3 separate regions of the Homo sapiens genome follow, and regions 1 and 2 are each linked to region 3. The links are chromatin loops, found by intact Hi-C in ENCODE. Cell type or tissue: mammary epithelial cell. All regions are shown on one strand. Region 1 has its middle 120 kb from the start of LINC02205. Region 2 has its middle 94 kb from the start of LINC02205. Region 3 has its middle 31 kb from the start of LINC02205.

Region 1 (8,000 bases), 88 kb after region 3:
TCTGCCCACCTACAGTGCATAGAGTTCCAATTGGTCCATATCCTTGTCAACACTTGGTATTATCAGTCTTTTTAATTTTAGCCATTCTAGGGGTATAGAGTGCTATCTCATTGTGGTTTTAATTTGCATTTGTCTATGACTAACAAGTATGAGCATTTCTTCATGTGCTTATTGAGCTTTCATATATCTTTTATGGTAAAGGGTCTGTTCAAATATTTTGCTTATTTTAAATTGAGTTGTCATAAGTGTCCTTTTTATACTCTGGAGACAAACCCTTTGTCAGATATTCATACTGTGAATATTTTCTCCCATTCTGGGTCTGCCCTTTTCATTTTTTAAATGCTGACTTTTGAAGAGCAAAAGCTCTTAATTTTTATAAACTTCATCAATTTTTTCCTTTATGATTTCTGCTTTTGTAAAGCAGCTAATAAATTTTTGTTTACTCCTATGTAAGAAAACTTTGCAATGATATTGCAAAGATTTTCTGGTGTATATATTATATATATATATTTGTATGTACATATATACATATATGTATAGATATAATATATATATATTTTAACTTTTATAGTTTTAGTTCTTATCTTTAGGTCTATAATCCATTGTTTGTTAACTCTGGTTTGGATGTATCTTTCTTTATTTTATTTTTATTTTCATAGAGACGAGGTCTCACCATGTTACCCAGGCTGGTCTTGCACTCCTGAGCTCAAGCAATCCTCCTGCCTCAGCCTCCCAAAGTGCTGGGATTGTAGGCATGAGCCACCACATCTGGCCTTTCTTTTCTTTATATGTGAATGAAAATGTTGCTGAGTATAAAATTTGGGAGTTACTTCCCCATTCCCAAACTTTAGATATTTTTACAAATTTTTTGCATGGAATGTTTCTGTGAATTTTGAGGACATCCTGATTTTGCATCTTAAATGTAATTTACATATTTAGCCTGAATAACCGAAAGACTTTATTATTCTTGAAGGTTCAGTTACTTAATCAAGATATATCAAGCTATATTATTTGATCTGCACTTTTATTAATATAGATTTATTATTTTTAATCTCAGGAAAGTTTTCTTCTAACATTTGTAAAGTATTTTTCTGATTGTGTTTGCTCTTTTTAGTCATTTTTGTTTTTTAATTAATACAGTTTTGGAAGAGATTTTGTGATTGCCATATCTTCTGTGCCATATTTCCTAAGAGTTTAGGAAAATAATTTAGGGAAATAATAAATTTTTCCCTGGAAGAAAGAAGTTCCTAGAAAAACGCAAGTTGGGAATAAAAGTAGGCATATGCACTATACTCACACAAGCACACATACGTGCCTGGAATACATACACTGAGGTGCTAAGTGGCTATGTCACCTCTGCGTCCTGCCTATATGCATTTGTGTTTTCTTTCTGGTTTGTGTCCATATGTTTATCTTGCCTACAATGAGCATGGATTGCTTCAGTGATAACTCCCAACACTCAAGCAGATTTTGGGAGCGGAAAGAATGAGCCTCATTCAATAGCTCATTTACCAAACATTTCCTTAGCATCCACTTCTCTTCAATCAGGAATTTAACACTTTTCCTCCTATTCAGGCTGGAATAGTTATTCCAAAGTGAAAATTAAAGGATGGAGATTGACTGCTGGTGTAAACAATCTCTCCAAAATGGAAGTGTTTCTCACATATCTCTCCTAGAGTCACTTGACTTGAAGCAGGTCCTGGGCCTCCTCTCTGTGGCTTAGGCAAGGGGGCTGCCAGTGGGCAGATGTGGCCCGTAGGTGCATTTTGACAGCACGGTGATTACCATTTTTGTTTGTTTGTTTTTAAAACTTTTGAGCCTTTAACTGGGGGATGTGCTCTCCAGTTCTCCACAGTCTTCATAGCCCCTCACTGGGGTACCCCTGGCCTATCCCACACATTTATGGTACTTGCCTGATCCCTACAGGACTTCTGGTGCAGGAGGTGATAGATGAGTGTTCAAGAGGCACCAAAATGAGCTCCTACTTCCTTTATTTTTTTTATCCATATTTATGTACTTACTAGGACAGAAGGGCAGAAGAGGGACATGAAGGTGAGTATAAACAGTGTAAGTCATAACCCTGTTTGAGGGAAGTGGCTAATTTGGCTCTGAGCTTCCCAGTGGCTAAATCAAAGAAGGCAACCCAATCAGTTTTACAATTTACATTGTCAGTAAGTCTAAAATTGAAGTATTTTCTCAAGAGAAATAAGCTTTACTTTGAAAACAAGCTCCTAAGATGAAAACTGCCTTTGCATACTTTCTCTAGACTTGGGAGCTCAGGATTCTAAAATGATCCCAGTAGAAGCTGTACAAATACATTAAATGCAAAATGCGTATAGCACAAGCTTGATATCTATATGAGCTAATTGAGAGGAGAAAAGATTTTGAGTTTAGCACATAAGCACTTAGTATATCTTTCTTCCCACATTATAGATAGCACTGCTATTTTCTAAGTAGAAACTGAAATATTTCATCTATGCATGCAAATTAGTCTGGACTCTGTGCCCAAGGCATAAAACAAATGGAATCATGAATATTTTTAAAGGAATGTATTCTACCTCTTTTTTGTTCCTGTCTAGTTACTGGTGCCGTATAAATGGAGGGGTCTGGGGAGTGGGATCATATTTAGTTGATGGGACCTGAGGGTGGAATCAGGGAGACTCTGCTCTAGTGTTGTCACATCTGAGTGTTTCTCAACTTGGCTGGGTGCTCACTGTAAACACCTGGAAATCTTTGAACAATACTATGCCTTTGTCTCACCCCAGAACAATTGCATCTGAATCTCTGGGGTGGGGCCTAGGGGATTACTTTTGTTCAAAAGGTCTTCCAGTGATTCTAGGGTACAGTCACGGCCTTGAGCTCTGATGTCTCTGGGCCAGTGGTTCTCCACCTCTAGTGCATGAGACTCACTTGGCAAGCTGGTTGAAATGCAGATTCCTGGGCCTCATCCCCTTCCTCAATATTCTCATTTAGTAAGTCTCTGCAGGTCAGGTCAGTGTTGAGAGCAACTGACCTAGTCTTTCTTTCCACCTAGTGTCACAAAGTAGGTGCTACGTCTTCAAATGTAGAAGCAAGTGTGGAATAGAATAATCAGTAAAAAAAGGAAAAGGGCATCAGAAACCAGAAGGAAAAAGACAATCACAGCAGAAACCTGCAAGCACAGTCATTATAACTGAACACAGAATTTTACTCTGCTTTTCCTGCAACCAGGACCTCCATCTCTGCTGGCCCTGAGGCCTTGTTCTTACTATTTAACATTGCCAGACACAAGTTTCCTCACTGGTAAAATGAGAGTTCTAATACATGATGCACAGAAATGGAGTTTCTCCATAGCCACTGATTGAGTTTCTGGGAAGGGACAGAGGATGAGGACATTTTGAAAAGAGCCTGGGATAAGTGTGGGAGCACCCGGGCTCTTGTGGGTGCTGGTTTCTAAGCCATTGCACCTGCCAAGCCAGGAGCTGAGTTTCTAGTGGAAACCTCTGACCCGCTTCTTGCTAATGCCTGACAGTCCATTTCCCAAGGGAGGTTAAAGGACATCTCTGTCTCAAGCAGGCATTTCCCATAATCCAAGAGATAGGGATGAGAAATGTCTGCTGGTGCCACTGGGTGTCTTAACAAGGGAGACCCCTGGGGTGGCAGGAGCCGCAGTAGACACACTGGTCCCTCCGCCTGCCCCTCAGCACGGCCTGGCTGCTCAAGGCCTTTGAAGGATGAATTTTCATGCGACGTCTGTGTTTTCACTTGGAGAGACCCGACAGGAGCTGCTGCAATATTTCACCAGCTCTTGTGTTTGTCAGCTCCACTAATCATCAGCCTCAATCACTGGTGCGATATTTTATGAATTAATAAAAATGATCACGGGCAGTCCAGGGGGACCCAGGGAAGAAATGCGTGCGGTAGAATTTTAATGAGCACCGTGGGGAATTTCAACCTTTTCTCGCTTTTTGTTTTTATTTTTTAAAAAATCTTCCCTTCTTCCTTCCACGCCCCCCTCTGAAATCTTTTTCTTGCCCGAGCCCCTCCCCTTTAGCAAAATCATAGCTAGAGCTGTTCTAAATCACTGTCACACAAATTAGGTGTTTTCCCTCAGCCTGTTGTTTGGCCCACAACAGTGTCGTCCTGTGCTGCAAATGTGCCCCATGCACCTGCTCTCTGTCCTAATTGAGCAGATGATCTGCCGATTTGTCATGCTTAGCCCAGACCCCCTTCCTGGCACCCCCTCCCCCATACTGCCAGCCTTGGCCTGCCTGGAACATTGGGCAGATGTAGAGCTTCCCGTGTGTGTGTGTGTGTGTGTGTGTGTGTGTGTGTGTTATGACAGATCTTGTACTCATTATTGAATAATTCATTGTTGCGTTAATGTCTTCAGATACCATCTCTCACTTCCTCACTCTTTCTCTCTCTCATCTGGCTCGCTTGGGAAAACTTGATTATGCCTGCCGCTCTGACGACAGAGTATACAGATAAAAGATAATTGCTTGGCTTGACTCCTCCATTGATATGAAAATAAGATTTAAATTATTCACTCTGGTTTAAAGGTTAGTTGAAGGTTATTACAGGGGATGAAGGAAAAAAAATCACTCTTCATAACGTTCGGGGTTGAGATAAGACAGATTTGAAAGGGCCTAATTTGCACTGTAGGCAGAAGCACCTTGTGAATAAACTGAGACTCCCTCTAGAGATTTTAATCTAGGAGAAGTCAATTATTTATAAGCAAATTATGGCCGGCTTTTCATATATATAAAACACTCTGTGTCATAAATAAGGACATGGTGGCGTCTGTTCCTTTCTCAGCACCCAGTTTTTCTTGATCTCGAAGCTCTGGCCTTGTCACAACAGGAATTTAATGAGGCGCCTCTGTTAGGAGGGTCAGCTGACTTGGTGGGGGCTACTTTTAATAGATGATAATGGTAATGATAATAATAATTTGGCTTTGGGGGTGGGTCTCTGCCTCTGGGCCTGACCCCTTGCCCGACGGGAATGGCCCGGGAAGCGGGGGGCCTATGGGGACACTGGCCACCTGCGATTGGCCCCCTCTTGCCCACCAAGCATTGGTGTTCCCAGTGGGTTCTTGCAGATTTACATAGGAAATCATCTCAGAGCTGCTTCTGCCCAGGGAGGCACATCTCCTGCCTGAGAATCAATAATTAATGGCCTTCCATATTTCTGGAAGTTGGGCGCTGCTTCAGAAAGTATCCAGTGGCCTCCTCCTCTATAGCGCTCCATGCATTAATCATGGCCAGCCATTTTTATCAAAATGCAGAGCTGCGGAACCTGAGTGTTCTTCTCTCTGGTGGGCCCACTTTGCAGCCCGTCCCAGGAATGCTCTCGAGGAGCCCCTGGGTGAGTGACTTGGGGCTGGGCGTCATGTTCCCTAGAACCTCCTTTCACTGTACAATCACAGGAACCTTTGCTCCTCCTATTACCTGCAAATAGGGCATCATGCATGCAACCCTGCAATCCCCTGGGATTGGTTTAGGAAATACGTAGTGTCAGAGAGCTAGGCTTGTAGGACTCCAAGAAGGATCTTGGCCTGCAAGCCCTGAGGCTGCCTCTAAGGGGGGGTCTGGCCAGGCGAGGTTGCCCTCTGTCTGGCTGTGGAAAACTTTCAATCATCTGCTCCCTCTCTAGATGATTACAAAGCCTCCAAGCTGTTAGCCCCAGTTAGTTCTCCACAGGGATCCTATCTGGAAAGGATCCTTGCCCCTGGCAGGTTTCAGGAAGATCTGGAACAGCCTGGGTTTGCCGAGGTGCCTGGCCTGGTGTGGGCGGTCTGGCCTGGCCTGGTGTGGGCGGTCTGACCTGGCCAGCTCGGGGGCATCGTGGTAAGGAAGAGGAGGTGGGAAAAGGGCAGCTGGCAGTGATGGTGTGTGGGAACAAGAGGCTGCAGATGGGTCAGTGCCGCTTCTGAGCAGTTTGGATTTGGGGGCGCTTGCTGGTTATCAGCAAGGTGACATTCCTCCACCCCTCTTGCTTCAGCCTAGAAGTTCTGCAAGCTCCTTTTTTATATATATATATGTGCCTATATATATATATACACATATATATGTACCTATATATACACATATATAGGTACCTATATACACACATATATAGGTACCTATATACACACATATATAGGTACCTATATACACACATATATAGGTACCTATATACACACATATATAGGTACCTATATACACACATATATATGTACATATATATACACGTATATAGGCACCTATATACACGTATATAGGCACCTATATATGTAAAAGCTTCACACACACACACACACACACACACACACACACACACACACAGACTATAAAGCATAATCCATTCTTGAGATCTAGAGAGGTTAAGTGACTTGCCCAAAGTCACACAGCAAATAAATGGCACACCTTAGACCCAAAACCAGCTCTCCTGATACCTAGATAATAATATTTTAGGGTGTTTTTTTTCCTATCTAGTGTTTGAGATCCAGAAAAAAATAAATGCTGCTTTTTACTGTACAATCTGGCCCCGCATGGAGGTGTGGGGCCGGGCAGGGCTTAGTTCTTCATCTGTAGGGGATAGAACAGGGGTCTCCTGGGCTCCTTTGAGCTCTAAATTCTATGAATACAAATGTAGCAGAATATTCCTCAAGGAATATTCTCAATGGCAGAGACCCTATCTTAAGTCATTATGAACAGAAACATTTGCTGTACATTTACCTTGAACAAGCCCCGCTCCAGGCCCTGCAAGGGGATGTGGATGACAGAATTCTCAAAGGTCTTGTCAGTCTGCAGAAAGCCTAACGTAGATAGGTGAGGGCCCTCCAGCTGGTAGGAGTCGGTGTGAAGCTGCAGGGTCAGGGCCGCAAGTGCTGCAGGAGTTCCCAGTTGGGGAGAGACCCACAGGAGCCAGAGCTGGCAGGGCCAGCTTCTGGGAGGAAGAGAGGCTGAGTAAGATGCTGAGATGGCAGGGTCTGCTAGACAGAGAGAGAGGGAAGGCATGGTGAGTGGGATACTGAGCGCGTGCACCACTCACTCTCGCAGGAGGGGCCGCAAGCTTAGAGCAATTTGCTAAGGCAAGGTCTGAAGGATGAACCAACTTTCACTTAAGGGAAGCTGGTTGCACCACACCAAGGAGAATTTTAATTATTTCAAATCTCTGGGTTCTAAGGCCCCATAAGAGGTCTGGAATAGAGGCCACTCCACCAACGGTACACTGAGCATGTGTTGGGTGAGCGGTGGGTTGGGCCAGGCTGGGGGATTTATGGAGAGCTGCGATGCTCAGTGGAGCCCCTGCTTGTCTTGGAGCAGAAGGATGATGTGAAAGCAATGTCCAAGACAAGACTTACTGGAATGAAGAGGCCAGGGATAGGAAAGCTACGGAGGAAGCCTTCGGCTGATGTGTTTAGGTGTGGCCTAGGGGTAGAGCTGGGTTAAGTATTTCCAGAGATGAGATGATAGAATTTCCTGAAGAAATCTAAAGAAGGAAGTACCAAAGTGAGTGCAGAAAGAAAAACGGTGGCTGGGGAGGAGATGGGGAGTTTTGGGTGAGGAAACATGAGGAACTGACTCTGGGGAGTCATGGGGAGAGGGTCTATGGGTGATCAGTGACAGAGCTCATGAAGAGAACTGGACCAGGTGGGTCACACGTCTGGGAAGGGACATGACTTGATAACACGATCACTGGCAGTGGAGCAGCCCCAGGGCCCTGGCACTCCCACCATGGGCTTAGTGCTTCTACCACTAGGCCGCACTGCCTCTTAACATCACCTGTACAGAGACAAGGAAGCGAGAGGTGAGCCCAGCAGTTTGCCTCCTCTACTCACTCTCCCAGATGGGGCTTTAAGCTCAGAGCTCTTCGCTAAGGCAAGGTCTGAAGGAGGATCCGAGCTGCACTTAAGGGGAGCTGGTTGCATCATGCCAAGGAGGATTTTAATTATTTCAAATCTCTGGGTTCTGGAAGGCCCCATAAGAGATCTGGGATGGAGGCCACTCCACAAGCACAAATGATTGATTGCCCAC
Region 2 (8,000 bases), 63 kb after region 3:
CACCTAGGGTCAACCCGGCTCCAGCAGCCAAGGTGCTGGGAGAAACCGGGGCTTCAAGACATAAAAGCAGAAAACACAATGTTTTATTAGTGCTTGAGACATTTATTTCCCCAGTTAACAACAATAATAAACTCGTTTACGGCTGTGAGTTTCATTGCGTTCCCCGGTGGGGCTCCCACCTGCTGCCGCTGTTCAGAGCTGTGCGGCTCTGGAGCACGGAGAGGCCAGCCTGGCAGCTGGCGTGGGCGGGCACCGCCTCCTGGCAGCTGGGAGGGCCGGGCGGGAGTCCCCCGGACACTGTACCAGCAGCATGAATCCCGCCTTGGTGAGGGGAGGCAGGCTTGCTCCCCACGGCGGGACCACTGGCAAGCAGGTGTTAACAGAGGTTTCTGGGCCGTCACCTGGCTATTGTGCAGGTGTCTCCTTCAGATCATGGAATGAAACAATGGTTCTGACTCAGGTGACTTCTTTGGGGGAAACCAAAATTTCAATGTCAAGTTATGGGCTGACCTTCAAGTAGGGTGGGGCTGGGGTGCAAACTTTTAGAAAGTATTCACTTGCAAGGCCAGGCAAGGGTCTCCTTAAATGCTGTGCTCCAGGCACTTGCCTGTCACCCTCTAGTCCTGGCCAGGGGGGTCACATGCTCCCTCCATTGACAAGCATGTCAGGCCTCACAAGTGTTTTCTTCCAACCTACCTTGGAAAAGAGGTTCGTCTTTCCTTTCCTGGGTCTCACTGTGGCAGCTTGGACCCCATACCCCCTTCCTCGTGATGCCGGGTTGCATGGGCTGGAGAAATGCAGTGGACACAGCTCACAGTCTTCACACAATCCAGTGGCCCTTCCTGGGACTGGGAACCAAGGCGGGTGGGAGGGAAATTTTATGAATTTATAAAGATATGACTCACCTTATGTTGTTGTTGTTTTTTAAAAATGCACTCAAAATAACTATCCTCCTGTTCCTGCCAACTTCCTCCCTGGTTCTAATTGCTGCCTTGCGCCTCATCCACTCAGCTCTCAGAGACTTGCTTTGCCTGATATTTCTTTGCATGATATTTCTTCATCATGAGGAAGGGGGTGATGGGGTCCAAGCTGCGATAGTGAGACCCAGAAAAGGAAAGGTTAACCACTTTTCCAAGGTAGATTGGAAGAAAACGCATGCGAGGCTTGAAAAAGTTCTGAATTTTTTTTAATTTGTTTAAATTTTTATTTATTTATTTATTTATTTTTTGAGACAGAGTCTCGCTCTGTCGCCCAGGCTGGAGTGCAGTGGTGCCATCTCCTCTCACTGCAAGCTCCGCCTCCCGGGTTCACGCCATTCTCCTGCCTCAGCCTCCCGAGTAGCTGGGACTACAGGCTCCCGCCATCATGCCCGGCTAATTTTTTGTATTTTTAGTAGAGACGGGGTTTCACCGTGTTAGCCAGGATGGTCTCAATCTCCTGACCTCGTGATCCGCCCACCTCGGCATCCCAAAGTGCTGGGATTACAGGCGTGAAGCACTGCACCTGGCCAAAGTTCTGAAATTTTATCTGCGGGTGGGAGCAGGGGTGGTTGGCAGGTGTGTGAGTGTCCTGTTGAACCTCCCTATACTAGGGACCCTCACGCTTGAACAGCATCAATCCCCTGGAGGCATGTGGGTTGCTGGACCCACCCCAGTGTTCCTGATTCAGGAGGTCTGGGGACAGGCTCGAGAACTTGCATTTCCAGTGATGCTGATACTGCTGGTTGAGAGACCACATCTTGAGACCCGCTGCCCTGAGGTGTTCCGGTAGAAGAGCTCTGGGATTAGTCAGAGCTGAGTTCAAATCTAACTCTGCTGTTTATCAGCTATGTGACTTAGGGCAAGTCATTCAAACCCCCCCAAATACACAATAATAGTAACTCATAAGAATAATAATAGTGCCAATGTTTTGATCATATGCTGGGTCTTGTGCCTGGTTCTTTAATTGGCAGCATCTGTCAGTCCTCACAATGACACAGTGAGGTCAGTGATTTGAACAGCTCCATTTCATAGATGCAAAACTGGAGGCTCAGGAGTTAGGAGATGTTCTCAAGAGCACACTGCTGACTGCAAGTGGTAGAGGCAAGAATTTCAATGAGGTCTGACTACGGAGCCCACAGAGGTGGCATAGTTAGCGTAGATCACTAGAACTGTTTTGAGGATTAAACAAGACCTACGTAGAGCACCCAGCACGATGCCTGGCACTCGCAGCCACGGCTCAGGGAGTGAGCCTCACCTCCCTAAGGAGAAGAGCCTAGATGAAGCAGGAGAGGGAGGGAGATGGGGGCCGAGCTCATTGACTTCTCAGGCTCCGGGTGAGCCCAATCTGGGGAGGGGATGAAAACAGGAAATGGTGAATGAGGCATCCCAGGGCAACACTGAAGGAAGCAGACACAGCTCTGCTTGAGTAGGGGGTCAGGGCCTGTTTCTGACACATGGAGAAGGGAACCACCCATCACCATGGCTAGACCTGGATTTCCTCCTCATCCATCCAGAGCCCTCAGCAAGGCCAGGGCGTTCTCCTGGTCAGAAGCCTTACCGCAGTGCCCCAATGTTTCCAGGTGCCCTTTAGGACTCCCATGGGAGAAACAAGGCCTTTAGCTCTCCTGCTGTGTCCCTGGCAGTTGGCTGGGCCCAACCAGGAAATCTTTTCTAAAGCATTTCCCATAGCAATAGTCAACCCAGCCATTGGAACCAGCCCCCAGGCAAAGACAGAGTCTCATGATTTTTGCATATTGTTTGCTCACTCCACTTTACAAAAATACAATTACCATCATGTTTGCCCTGCAAAGGAAGCATGCTTATGTATATAGTAAGATAGGGTGTCCCAGAGTACAACCTCTAAGCAGAGACATAGCAGGGCACACCCAACCTCAGAGCTTGAATGATCTCTCAGAGCACCTGTTTAGGCCATGCTCACCACACTGGATGTGCCCTTGAAAGACTCCCACCTTTGTGATGCTTTACCTCCTTATGGGAAAGGGGCCAGGGAACATCTAGTCAATGAGCCCTGACTACAGAGCCTACAGAGGTGGCATAGTCATTGTAGATCACTAGTACTTTGCCAATACCTGGATGACAAAGGCTGGAGTGGGGTCTTGCAAGGTGAGGTCCTCCTACCCCCAGCATTGGCATTCCTGGAGAGGCCTGTTAAATGCAGATTCCTGGGCCCCACCTGGGGTCTTCCTGGTGATGAAGAGGTCTTATTGCAAAGTGAGTGCCTCCAATGTGCAGAGCCTGGAGTCTGGCTGTTGATCCTGGAGCCAAATCTACCTGCCGGGTGCCATCTCAGGCATGAGCCTCCAGGACCATCCAGCTTTGCTCTCCTACACCACCACCATTATCACTAAGATGCCACCACCCCCTTCCCAATAAGCCTTCTTCACTAACCACCTTGTAAAGGAAGGCCTAACGGCTGAGTGCACATTCTGCACAAATGGAAGCTATTCAAAGACAAATTCCTGGGTGGCAGGCTGTGTCTTCCATCTCTTCTTCCTGCCCTAGAGGACCCCCATAGAGCAGACACCCCAGCTAACACATGGTGGAAGGAGGCAGGCTCACAATCCCCGTAACCTGGGGCGTCCGTGCCTATGTCCCTGGGCCGAGTGACCTGACAGCCATCTGTGATCGGTTTGCTGCTTTTCACACCATTGCTTTTTGCCTCCTAATGGTCTCCATAGCATATATGCCAGCAGGCATTTTTAATCAGAAGAAATTAAAATGAGTTGCTTTGGAAATGTCACTGCCTCTTTGGACACAATGATGGTCAGGCGGAATGTCACTAACCAGTGGAGAGAATCCTGGCTTTGGTGAAAGAAAGAAAAGACTGCACTGAAGAATGCAAAGTGGAAAGAGGGTTTCTCTAGAAGCACACAGAACCTGCCTCTCACTGCCTATGTGACCCTGGGCAAGTCATTTACATTGCTGTCTTCTTGGTTCTGTAAAACGGATGAGAATCCAGGGCCTCCAACAGTAATTACACAAGGTGATGCATGGCAGAGCACATGACCTGGAGTAGACGCTTAAGGAGGGTCAGTGGAGAGAATAGGTCCGTGTAATAATTATCCCGCATATTTGAATAGGACTTTACAATTTTCAAAGCACTTTCTAATATGTTACAGGGCTAATTAAGTGTCAATGATTAACAGACGCCTAAGCGGAAAGAGAGACAGCCTTTGGTCCACTTGACAGTGGGGAATGGTTCTGTGGTTCTCCGGGGAACAGGCAGAGCTGTGAGTGTTTGATCTTGGCACAAAATGATTCTGACTACTACTATTCTTTCTATCAGGAATGGAGATTTAATTAAATACCGATTTGTCTTTAACAACTTTGAAACACCCTTTTCACCATGAGAGCTCTAAGTGATTTGCAAGGAAATAGGAGGTAGCTTACGGGGGCCCAGAGAAAACATTCCAAAGCACAAGTCTGGGTTTCTGTATTTATTTACTCTTTGTGTCTCTGCCTCTCCAGCTCTGTGTCATACACACACACATCCCTACGGATGGCAAGTGAGGAAGACACACTGTTAAAAACACTCAGACATGGTCAAGCCAGAGAAAATGCCACAGCCCTCCAGAACCATATTCTGTATACCAACAAAGCCTGAGATGATTTTTTTTCCTGACCTCCAGATGCCCGTTTTACCAGGTTACCAGGCATCCTGAGGCCCACCCTCTATTAAGGAAGTCAGGGCGGGGGTCCAGGAGCCTGCATTTAACAAGACTTTCTGGTAATGCTAATGCTGGGGGTAGGAGGACCCCATCTTGCGAGACCCCACTCCAGCATTTGCCATCCATGTGTTGGAGAATATATGGACCAAGCCAGCCTAGTAAATCATTTTCCCCTCTTCCCCATTTTGAATTCCTCAGGATTTACACCTTGGGGGAAGCTGAGCATTTCCCTGACAACGGATGACTAATATAGAAGTCCCTGTGAACAGGTGGAAGACAGGGGTAGACAAGAGAAACAATGTGGACATGTCTCAAGTTGAAACATCAGGCTCTTGACAGCCTCAGGCACACACACTGGCAGGGAGGGGCCCTGAGGCTCAGGCAGGGGAGACACTGCCTAAGGAAGCCCAGTGTTCTGTCGGGAGGGAGGGAGGCTCTAGTGAACTCTTAAGGGCAGGTCAGGTCAAGTCTCACCCTGAAGTTTATTTTTGGAATGAAATTTATAGAAAGAGTGTGGTCAGAAGGACAATTGGGTACCTGGGGCTAGAAGCTGGCTAGATGTGGGGCCCCCAGAAGGAGGACTTGGCAGGCAGGTAAGTCTAGGGAGAGCTCACCCCTGGCAGCAGCTGGCCCCAGGTTCCTGACCTCATTTCTCAGAAAGTTCTCTGTGGCCACATGGGTTTGGTCCCTCGTGTTTTCTCTCACCACTCTGCTCTAGGGCCTCTGCTCCTGCCAGCCTCCAGCCTCTGCTCATGTCTTATGATGCCCTGCCTTCCTTGCAAGTCACTCTGTCTGTCCAAATTCTGCCCATCTTCCTAAGGCCCAGCTCAGGCCTGCCTCTGTGGGGCCTTCCCTGACCATACCAGCAGAATGCTCTCTCCCTCTCACAACTCTCATCACCTTATATCTATCATCAGCTGAGCCTTAATGCACATGCAGGGCAAAGGCTAGAGCCTTCCGATGGCCTTTCCTTCAAATGAGGAACAGGAACCTCATGGTGGGACCTAAGTCATGAACTGGATGTTGGATGTTGCTTCGTCAGTTGAGCTTAAGTAGGCACAAAGACCCTCAAACTTGGCTGCACATGAGAACCACCTAGGAAGTTTTAAATAACACTGATGAGGCCAGGCACAGTGGTTCATGCCTGTAATCCCAGCACTTTGGGTGGCCAAGGTGGGCGGATCACCTGAGGTCAGGAGTTTGAGACCAGCCTGGCCAACGTGGTGAGACCCTGTCCCTACTAAAAATACCAAAATTAACCGGGCATGGTGGCAGGTGCCTGTAATCCCAGCTGCTTGGGAGGCTAAGGCAGGAGAATCTCTTGAATCTGGGAGGTAGAGGTTGCAGTGAGCAGAGATTGTGCCATTGCATTCCAGCCTGGGCAACAAGAGTGAAACTCCGTCTAAAAAAACTAACAAACAGAAAAAAAATGAAACACACACCAAAATAATGCTGATACCTGTCCCTGCCCCAGATCAACTGAAACCAGTTATCTGTGGGGTAACCAAGTCAAAAGCTCCCTGGGCTATTCTGATGCACAGTGGAGACTGAGAGCCAGTATAATAGGCTGATCCTCATTCTTAGCCATGAAAGAGCAATTTGAGAACAAAGCTACTTTCCCTTCATTCTAATACCATGAGAATTCAACATATGGGGTAGTTACTGTTGTTCTTTTGTTCTTTTTCTGATCTCCACTCCTTTAGAAATGGGGGAAAAAATATTCAAGACTCAATGTAGGCTTAAACTAGCCAGAGACCAAGGATAGCAAATAGCTATGTAGCCACTCCATTCCATGACCTTGACAGGCACTGCTAAGCAATAGTGGTACATGTTCTTTCTGAACCAGAAGCGTCTCACAATGTTTCACTACTCTGCTCCAGGCAGATCCAATCAATTAGAGTTGGCATCTTAGTTGAACGTATTTGTTACTCCTGCTAGAAGAAGCAGAAATAGAAATGCCCTGATTGCTTAAGTTTCGATCAAGAAAGTCAGTGGTAATGGTAGTCTTTTTCTAACTATCCTTGGATGTCCTCAGGGCCTAACTTTAGATGGGAAAGGCAATTCTGAGTTTCTTTAGAGTGAGCCAATGTATTCATCTTTCTAAAGAAATTTAGCATGGTTTCCCATTGGATCTCTTGGCTGACCCAGGGCAAAGAAGGCTATATAGAGAGGAGTAGGGCATCTGAGAAAGATGGCCAAGTGCGTTTTCAAACCCAGTTGACAACATTGTCAATTTCCCCACCACTTGAGCTTGGTCTAGAAGTAATCAAACCATTCCTTTGTCTCCAGGTATATGGGATTCCTCATGGTCTTTCTTCTCTAAAGGCCTGACTGTCCGCTTGTTAATGGGGTGACCTTAACTGTACTTTTCCAAACTATATTTCAAGTGTCCTGGATTGTTCTTCTAATCAGGACTGCACACCACCTGACCCCAGCCTACTCTTCCAGTCTGATCTCCCTTTTCACCCTCAGAACTCCAGGTTCTGGCCACAGCATTGCTGCTTTGTCCTGAATGTGTGTCTCTCCTTCATGCTATTGCCAGCACCTAAAATGTCCTTGCTTCCATTTCTATCAGCTTTGGTCTTACACCCACATCAAGACCTACTCAAATCACACTTCTTGCCTAAGGTCCCCCAGCTTCACCCATTATCCTAGATCTCTCCTTCCCCTGGTCTTCCATTGTGCCCATTGTGCCCTTCTATTTTAGCCAAGGGAAGCACACGACTATTAAGCATCTACCAAGTGCCAGTCACTGTCCTAGGTAGTAGTATTAGGAATCTGATTTTATTTAATCTTATCAGCACTTCTATTTCTTAGATCTCACCATCTGCATTTTATTAATGAGGAAATTGAAAACCTTCACAGTTCAGTGATTTGTCTAAGGTGGCAGAGCCCACATCTCCTGTGCTTTTCCAGGCTCTGTTCTTTCTTCTGTTCTCCTCTGTCTCCAAGGTGGAATTTCCCCTTGTCTGCCTTGTACATAGAAACTGGAGTCAGATAATCTAGGATCAAGGCCCAATTACCTATTTAGTTACTCTGTTATTTTGGCAGTTTACTTAACTCTTTGGCCTCGTTTCTTCATTTGTCAAAGAGGATTAAAATAATACCCACCCACCTTATCTCATGGAGGAGAGCTCCTCTATCCACAGATTGTGAGCCTCCTGGGATGAGACCTCAATGCACTCATCTTTGTGTCTTAGTACTGGTTGGCACTGGGCCTAACACAGTAAATGCTCAATAAATCCTTGTAATTCAATTACATGAAATTAAATTGAATGAGTAAACAGGTTAGGGAAAGAACTCAAACACCTCATTTTTTGGGTCCAGAATT
Region 3 (8,000 bases):
CTGTCTGCCCTCCTCTGTCCCGTTCTCCAGGCCCCTCTCCCTGAGCCTGGGTGTCTGTGGAGGACCAGCTGACTGAGCAGGCCTGGAGGCCATCTTGAGTGCCACCTCCTTGCCCCAAGACACCACCCAGGGCTCAGCCAGAAGCATCCTCGGGCCAGATAAAATAAAAACCACCAGGAAGTGAAACCACCTGCTCAGCACATGGGCGGGTGCCTGGCTGAGGAGCCGGTGGGAAGGCCACCAGGCCAGGCAGGGCGAGTGGGAGGAGGGTGGCCTGGGGAGAACCAGCCTCCTCTTTCCTGGAGGCGATAAGCCCTGGCTGCTCCACTGTGGGGGGCATTGAACATTTATGAATTAGTGGCGTTGTGCTGTTTTCTGAGCAATAAGTTTTCATGATGTGTGTTTGGTGAGCAAGGCGGCCGCTCACTGGTGCATTAATCTGGCTCGCCGTCCCTCCCGCCACGCTCTTGTAAATCATCTTGTCCTAGCCATCGGGAGGCGGAGAGGGCAGGGCAGGCGCCCGGAGGGAGGGAGAGAGGCCTGCCTTGAGCAGGTGGCTGGCAGGGGCTGGGGCGCTGGGGTGGGAGGGATGCTGAGGGAGACTTAAGGGGCAGTGAGTGGGAAGGGCCGGGTACTCCTGTCTGGAGCCACAGGAAAGAGTGGGAAAAGCCTGAGGCAGGGCCAGAGTAATCAAATCCCAGTCGCTGCACCTCATCAAGCTGATGCCCTCAGTGGTATTTTGGCCGGGGAGCCTGAACAGGGTTCAGCAGCCCTCCTGGGACTGGTCGATGTTCTTTGGGGTCTCAGGGGCTCGCCCTCCAGTCTCCAGGCCCTGCCCTGCCATGTGGGCTCTTGGGAGTGGGGTGCTGGGCGGGGAGGCTCGTTTCCATGTCCCAGTTTTCTGCAGGGCTCATGTGCTCTGAGGGGCACAGCCCTACTCTGGGCACCAGATGGCTGATAGGGACAGAGCCTTGTGTCCTTCTTCTCTTCTCCCTCCTCCTCCTCCATCTCCTCCTCCTCCATCTCCTCCTCCTCCATCTCTTCCTCCTCCTCCATGATCCGGGAAGCAATAGAACAGGCTCAGCTTCACGTGCTCATTTCCACTTAGCAGGAAGAGAGTTCCTTAGCCCCTCTGAGCCTCCTGCAAAATGGGGATTAGAAATTGCAGCAAGATTGGGATGCTCTGAGGATGGTGTTAGGTCAAAAGCTCCAGGGACCCTGGATGCTGCCCTTCCCCAGGAGTTCCCTGACGGCTCCTCATAGCAATGGTACAGAACAGCCAAAGTGACACGTTAGAGAGGTAGAAGCTTGGCACCCAGCAGTGAACAGCTCTAGGAGCCCCTTCCCCCTAACCCACATGGGGACAAAATCTCAGTCTGGCTCTGGCCTCTAAGGGAGTGGGAGCAGCAAAGGGAGGACAAGACAGAGGGCAGGAGAAGGCATTTGCCCCAAGCCTACTGCCCTGGCTAGCCTGCGGCCTCCTAGTCCTGAAAAGAGGGTCTTGGGTCCAGCTGCTATGGGGAGGGAATGGGGAGGGGGGAAGAGAGGATAGGAGAGGGAGGAGAAAAAGAGAAGGGAGGGAATGGGAAGGGAGGGGAGAGCATGCCAATCAGGCATTGACTGATCCAAAGATAGTCTTGCCAGGGAGGAAAAAGAAAAGAGACCCATTTATAGTCCTGTGACCTCTGTTCTCCTTGAAACCTGCACCCTACAAAATGTGAAATTTGTCCCTTGTGACTGACTCATCCTGGGCAAGAGTAAAGGGTGAGGTGGAGTGGGGTTGGGGTGGGAGTTGGGGGAAGGATCCCTGAGCTCTCGCTGGACCCTGGATCTCCACTTCACACTAAGTCACCAGATGGGTAAGACAGTAAAAACACTGCTTGGAGAAGAAACTGCAGGTGCAAAGGCAGGAAGATGTGAAAGGAGTCACTTTTCAACTCTGAAGAAATCTGGCTAAGCCATTTCAAAAGCCAACTTGAAGGGTCCACAAGGGACTGCCTAGAAGAATGGCTTCCAACAGTGTGAAGCCAGGAGGGAGGAGAGAAAGGGGACATGGCTTCTGCAGCCGCCACAACCCTGGCCTCAGTGGGAGCTGGGTGCATGCACTGGAGCCCTTCCCGGCACAGCAGAGGTGCTGATGAGGGGCTGGGGCACAGGACTGAGAGGTGCAAGGAATAGGGGTCCTTCACTGGCTGTGAGGCCACAGCCTAGTCACTCTGCTCTTTGGGCGTTGTTTCTGCATTTGTAAGATTATTCCCCAATTATGAGATGACCTTGGTTAGCGGGTGGACCCTTGGGAGCACCTTTGAGGGGAGATGAGGTGGATGGGGAGAGAAGGCCTGGCTGTGCTCAGCAGCGTGTGTCTTGAACTAGACCCTAGACCATGAGCCACTAGTATCACTAGTCTCTCAGTGACCTTCCCCACACCTACTCCTGTCACTCTAGTCTATTGTTCATAAAAGCAACCAAGGGGGTCCTTTGGGGGGTCCTTTTACAAATGCAGATCTGATCATGGCACTGCTTAGACCCCATCAATGGCTGCCCCTTGCTGTTGGGATAAACCCCTGCAGTCATTTCCTTGGCCTTCAGGGCCCAGGCCAGGTTCTCCACCCACATGGCTCCCTCACCCTGGGCACTCCAGGCTCCCTGACCTCCTGTCAGCTCCCCCACAACACCACACCCTTCTTCTCACCCAGGGGTCTTTGCACCAGTGGTTCCCACTTCCAGGAATGCTTTATCCACTGAATTCCTATCATCCCTCAAATTTCTTAGGCCTGTGAGGCCAGGCCAAGTTCCCTGCCCTGTGCTGTAACCACTCTGTCCTTTTCCTTGAGGGCAAGAACCACAATTGCAATGAAAGGATCAATTGTCTACTTCATCCTTGACTCTGTCTTCCCAGCTTAAATGTCAGCCTTGGAGGGGCAAGGACCATGTCAGTCTGAATCACCCCTGTAAGCTCAAGGAACTCACTGCACTGAAAACATTGGATATTTATGGAAAAGTGAGCCTTGGAATGACATGAATATTGGTAGGAGGAGTACTGGAATCAGACAGATCTGGGTTCCAACCCCAGTTTTGCCACTTACTAAGTGTGTGACCTATGAATCTTAGCCTCAGAAGCCTTCGTTTCCTCGTCTATAAATTGAGGCTAAAGCTGTTGCCCTTATTAAGCTCTCGATAGGCTAAAGCAAGCCACACCTGGGTGAGTGCCCTCGGCCATGTCATGTGTTCAATTAATATCAGCTCAATGAACATCATCTCCCTCCACAGAGGCCCTCTGAAAGCCGGGCACACACTAGACACCTCATTCAAGCCTGGTTGATGGGAATGTGAATTTGCCGAGAGATGGTGTTGCTGGGAGACCCCGTCACCCACCCATCTCCTCTGGCTGCCCATGGGAACAGAATAGCTTGAGGGGGGAGGTGTGCAGTTTCACTTTCATAGTTTTCAAACAAAAAGACAAAAAGAGGAAAAATGAAACCACCCGGAAAGCAGCAGGGGCCCATTTTGTCGGCAGCCTGACGTGTTTTGCTCAGCGGGCACCGATGGCCTCCCTTATTTATTTATTTTTTAAGTCCCTGACTCATGAGTCAGTCAGTTGGCTTGGTGGTAAAACGCAACCCACTATCAAGGAAATAGCTGATGAACTACATGGAGGCTGTGCCAACACACCACTCACGACTTCTGAAAATCTCTTGTTTTCTGGCCAGCATGAGCCAACTGGAGCTGTGGTTCCTCGAATTGCTCTCCAAGACCAAATGCCAAGCGCATTTGAGATCCTTCAACAATTGCCTCACAATCGCTGTGCACCGCCAATACATGTTTGCTGTAATTATACAGCGTCCAAAGGAGAGGCACAAAAGACTTGTTGATTTTGGACGGGCTCCGGCCCCGGCGAGGCAAGGGCTGACCTGGGCTCCTGGCAGAGCGTGGGCAGGCAGGCCGCCGGCCGCCCCGGTGAGGACGTGACCAGCTGGAGCGAGCGTTGAACCGGGGCCATTGCGGCCAGCACCAGCGCATTCGCCTCGCTCTCCTGCCAGCTGACTCAAGAGCCGGCTTTCTTTGGAGAATAACCCGAAGAGAACAAAACGAGGAACTGGAGCTCCTATAAAAAGAAGCTCGCTCCTTCCTCCAGCCAACAAGTCCCTGAATGATAATCATCTCTGAAGTTGGCCACCCCTCCCTCCCTCTCAAGTCACTAAACATGCTCATTCTCTCTCGCTCTCTCTTGTCTTTGCAAGGAAACATCTTGGCTTCAGAGAGGACTTTCCACTGTGGCTGGGGAGCGTGGCCCATCTGAGCCTCATTTCCTGCCTTCCCCAAACAGGCAGAGCCCAAGAGGTCACCCAGAGTGTGCTGGAGATGGGGAGAGAGCGCTCACTTGCAGTTAAGGATCCTGGTTGCCGCTCAGGTGCCACTGCTAGTGCTTCCCATGAGGTGGGCTTACCAGTTACCATCATGGGGGCTGAGTTTCTCCCTTTGTTGTTCAAGCCGGGAGGGGTGGGTTAGAGCTGTGGTTTCCATGCTCATGCCTTTCAAATTGTTTTAAGTTGGGGCAACACTTATTTGCAGGGAATCTCAATGCACCAAACAGAACTGCTTGGTGCAAGTGGGAGTTGGGTCCGGCAGCCCCATGCACGCAGCATGTCCAGCCCAAACCCCTCCCAGTGATCCCCCCGGGCCCCAAGGAGGAAGACTTGGGTGCCGTGGAACACAATTTGAAAACCATGGTCTCCTTTCACAAAAGCCCCTGCCAGCCTTTGGGTTGGGAGAGGAATCTGTGCCTGCTGGGGGAAATCACCGTGGTTGCCTTTAGCTGTCTCGAGTGCACCTGATCCTCCACCCGGGGATGAGGGGATAAATTCAGCAAGGAGAAGACGGCCGTCCATAGTAACAACAACAACAAAAATGATTTTGCTCCTGCTGAAGTTTCTTGAGCAACTGGCAGGCTGCCATGAACGTACTTAGGCGGAAAATCACCAGAAAAAAATGATATAATCTGACAGATTTTTCACAGGCTTAAATATTCATGAATTAAAGGAATTGGCAGAATTTTCTACATTATTAGCTTTCATCATGGCTGCAGGAGCAGTTGGTATACTGGCTGCTCTTCAAGATCCATTAATCTCGTCCATCATAAGAGCAGCCATTTTAAAATTAGCTATTTTTACTGAGTGATGGTGTACAGGGGAGATGGGGAAATTGAAATGCGATTCCAGCGTAAAGGTCCTCCCCCTTCTCACTTTAAAAGCAGCAGGGAAAGCCAAGCAGCCTCTCAATGGGGAGGGGTCAGCGTAACTCCAGAAGAGAGGTCTGTGAAATGTAGGCATGTGGTGCGTTGTAGGGCCCTTCTAGTCCTTTGGATAGGGAGCACGCGTTTGCCTGCCGAGCCCTGAACTCCGGACTGGGGACCAGGAAGGGATTAGCATGGCTTTTGGTGAGGCAGAGACCAAGAGCCCCAAATAGGGGCTTCTGGGTGAGGAAGACATTTAGACCAAATAGCACAGTCTTTCTAACAGATGGCACTTGGGGTGCGGGACTGCAGAATAGCCGAATAATAATACTCATTATGAATGTCGGGGAGTGCGTACTCTGTGCTGGAAACCATGCTATGCCTGCATCTTCTGGTTCTAGCATCAGGGAACTCGGAAGGTAGACATATACATGTGTGTGTCTCGCACACAGGTTAAGTCAGTTGGCCATGGTCTCATGGCCAGTGAATGGCAGGGCCAGGATTCAGATCCAGGTCTTTCTGTCTGCAAAGGGAGTGAGAAGATGCTGTATTGATTGCTGGCCTGTGGCACTGTGAAGGTACATTCTCCCAAACACAGCCAAAACTTGGTAGGAGAAAGCTGCTTCTTTTCAACCATGGAGCAAAGTTATAGTCAGATCATTCCTGTGGAAACTTGAGGCCCAGGTTGATTTCATCCTCCCTTGCTTTCTTCCTTTTATCCATCCATCCATCTAACCCCCTTCCTTCCTTCTTTTCTTCCATCCACCTTTCCCCTCCCTCCCTCCCTTCCTCCTTCCCTCTACATTGAAGATGTAGGCTTTATTATCATTCAGGTATGGCACGGCCAATAAATCAGGAGCTGATGCCATGGAAAACTTGTTACTCACAGTTCCAGGAGAAGGGAGCATGCCACACCATGCGGGGCCACGTGGGGAAACACCAGGGGCAGTCAGGAGGCAGGGGGCGAGGGGAAAACATGGGCAGGAACTTTTGTGGTGGTTTCTATGGGAATGGATGGGCAGGGCAGGGCAAGCAGGTTTAGGATCGGCTAGTTTGAATAATGTAAGGTTCTGGGACACAGTCCCTAGTTGTTTGGTACCTGGCCCTGGGGTGACTGGGGAAGGGGCATAGGGGCCCTGAGTGTGACAGCCCAGTAGAGGAGGTGGGGGGCGGGGGTAGTCTCAGGACTGTTTGCATATTGCTATGGTTAGAACATTTGCATCCTCTCCAAAATTATGTTGAAACTTAATCTCCAATGCAATCATATTAGGAGGTGGGGCCTTTAGGGGGGCTCCGCCCCACGGATGGGATTAGTGCCCTACAAAAGGGCCGGAGGGAACTAGCTAGGTTCTTTTGTCCTTTTTCTCTTCTGCCCTTCTGCTGTGTGAGGACACAGTATCATCCCCTCTGGAGCACGGTGTTTAAGGCACCATCTTAGAAGCAGAGACTAGTCCTCACCTGCCAGACATGGAACCCACCAGCATCTTCATCTTGGACTTCCAGCTTCCAGAACTGTGAGGAATAAATTTCTGTTCTTTATCTATTACCCAGTCTGTGGTATTTTGTTATAGCAGCATGACTGCACTCAGACACATAAGCAAGGCACACTCGTAGGCAAGTCCTTCACGATCTGTAGGACTGGCTGGACTATCTATAGAGACTGCGGCAGTCTCTCCAGGGTCAGCAAGGCCCCAGATGTCAAAGCACAAGGGCTACAGAAAAAAGGCATGGTTAATATACTTCATCCTCCCACCCACCCATCCATTCACCCACTTACCCATCCACCCATCCATGTACTTATTGAGCTCCTGCACTGCTGGGTGCTGAGCTAGGCCCTGGGTACCTCTGTGGGCCTTGCCTTGATTCATTTTTCAGGATGGTGGTAAAATTTGCTTGCTCGGCAAAGCTCACTCCTTGTCTATCTGACTTCATCTAAGAAGCAGAGTTCTGGGAGCTTGACCAGGATTTCCCCAGGTCACTTTCTGCACTCAGGTCAGCCTTGCTGCTCATGAGCCAGGACTCAAGAAATCACAAAGACATTTCTTGTTGAGGTGATATCCAAAATATTTAACAACTTAGACACAGAGGAGCCAAGCTGAAAAGACGCAGGCCATAAGCAGACTGAACAGACAGATGGGATGCATTTGGGTGAATGTCACCTGCCTGGGTGACACCAGCCTGCACAGTGCTGCATGGAGACTGGAGGGAGGACAGTGCTCCCTGTTGGGGTGCTTGGAACCAGCTCTTCTTCTGGGTCCCAGACTTTTTCTGCATGGTTGAGGAGTGATGTCTGTCTGCAAACAGATTGAGTGGGGGAGCTGGTGTTTGGGTAGCATTTCTCACATTTATCATCAATAATAATGATGATTAGTCATCATAATAATTAATAATTATTTACACTTGTATGATGCTTGTTTATGGAGTATCTACTCCATTGCCAAGTGCCTTATAACAGCTTATAATTACAGCCGAAGTTTACTGAGCTCCGCTGGGGGCCAGTTACTGCTGTGCTTAGGACTGTCTGGACATCACCTTGTTCAGCCCACACATCATCCCTGAAGGGGAACAATGGAATCTCCCTTTTACAGGTGAGGGAGCTGAGGCCAAGAGAGGTTGTGAAACCCACCCAGGGCCACACAGTGAGTAAGTGGAAGAGGTGTGTCTCACAGTGCAGTTCTGTCTGACTTCCGCCTCAGGTTTCTCCCATGCCCTCTGGCCTGATCCTGGATCCTGTAGATCCCAGTCCCGAAGGAATCCAAGAGTAGGG

The links. A loop is a pair of places that touch in the nucleus more often than their neighbours do. Peaks named below come from ENCODE experiments on the same cell type or tissue, not always from the same donor. Only the 100,000 strongest peaks of a DNase experiment are listed, where the experiment ranks them.
Region 1: a loop joins it to region 3, with 2.4 times the contacts of the local background. A loop is called at or near these places in 5 of 110 quality-filtered maps.
Region 2: a loop joins it to region 3, with 4 times the contacts of the local background. A loop is called at or near these places in 4 of 110 quality-filtered maps.

What each region holds. Positions count from the first base shown.
Region 1 is chr15:70,382,954-70,390,953 of GRCh38, reverse strand. No RefSeq gene overlaps it. Among named protein-coding and RNA genes, the nearest start is that of LINC02205, 120 kb to the left of the region's middle. In mammary epithelial cell, no CTCF peak of the experiment used is centred here; no DNase peak of the experiment used is centred here.
Region 2 is chr15:70,407,762-70,415,761 of GRCh38, reverse strand. No RefSeq gene overlaps it. Among named protein-coding and RNA genes, the nearest start is that of LINC02205, 94 kb to the left of the region's middle. In mammary epithelial cell, no CTCF peak of the experiment used is centred here; a DNase peak (open chromatin) is centred at 4,971.
Region 3 is chr15:70,470,848-70,478,847 of GRCh38, reverse strand. No RefSeq gene overlaps it. Among named protein-coding and RNA genes, the nearest start is that of LINC02205, 31 kb to the left of the region's middle. RefSeq lists an enhancer at 1-126. In mammary epithelial cell, no CTCF peak of the experiment used is centred here; a DNase peak (open chromatin) is centred at 3,717; H3K4me3 peaks cover 384 bases; H3K27ac peaks cover 1,277 bases; H3K27me3 peaks cover 1,000 bases.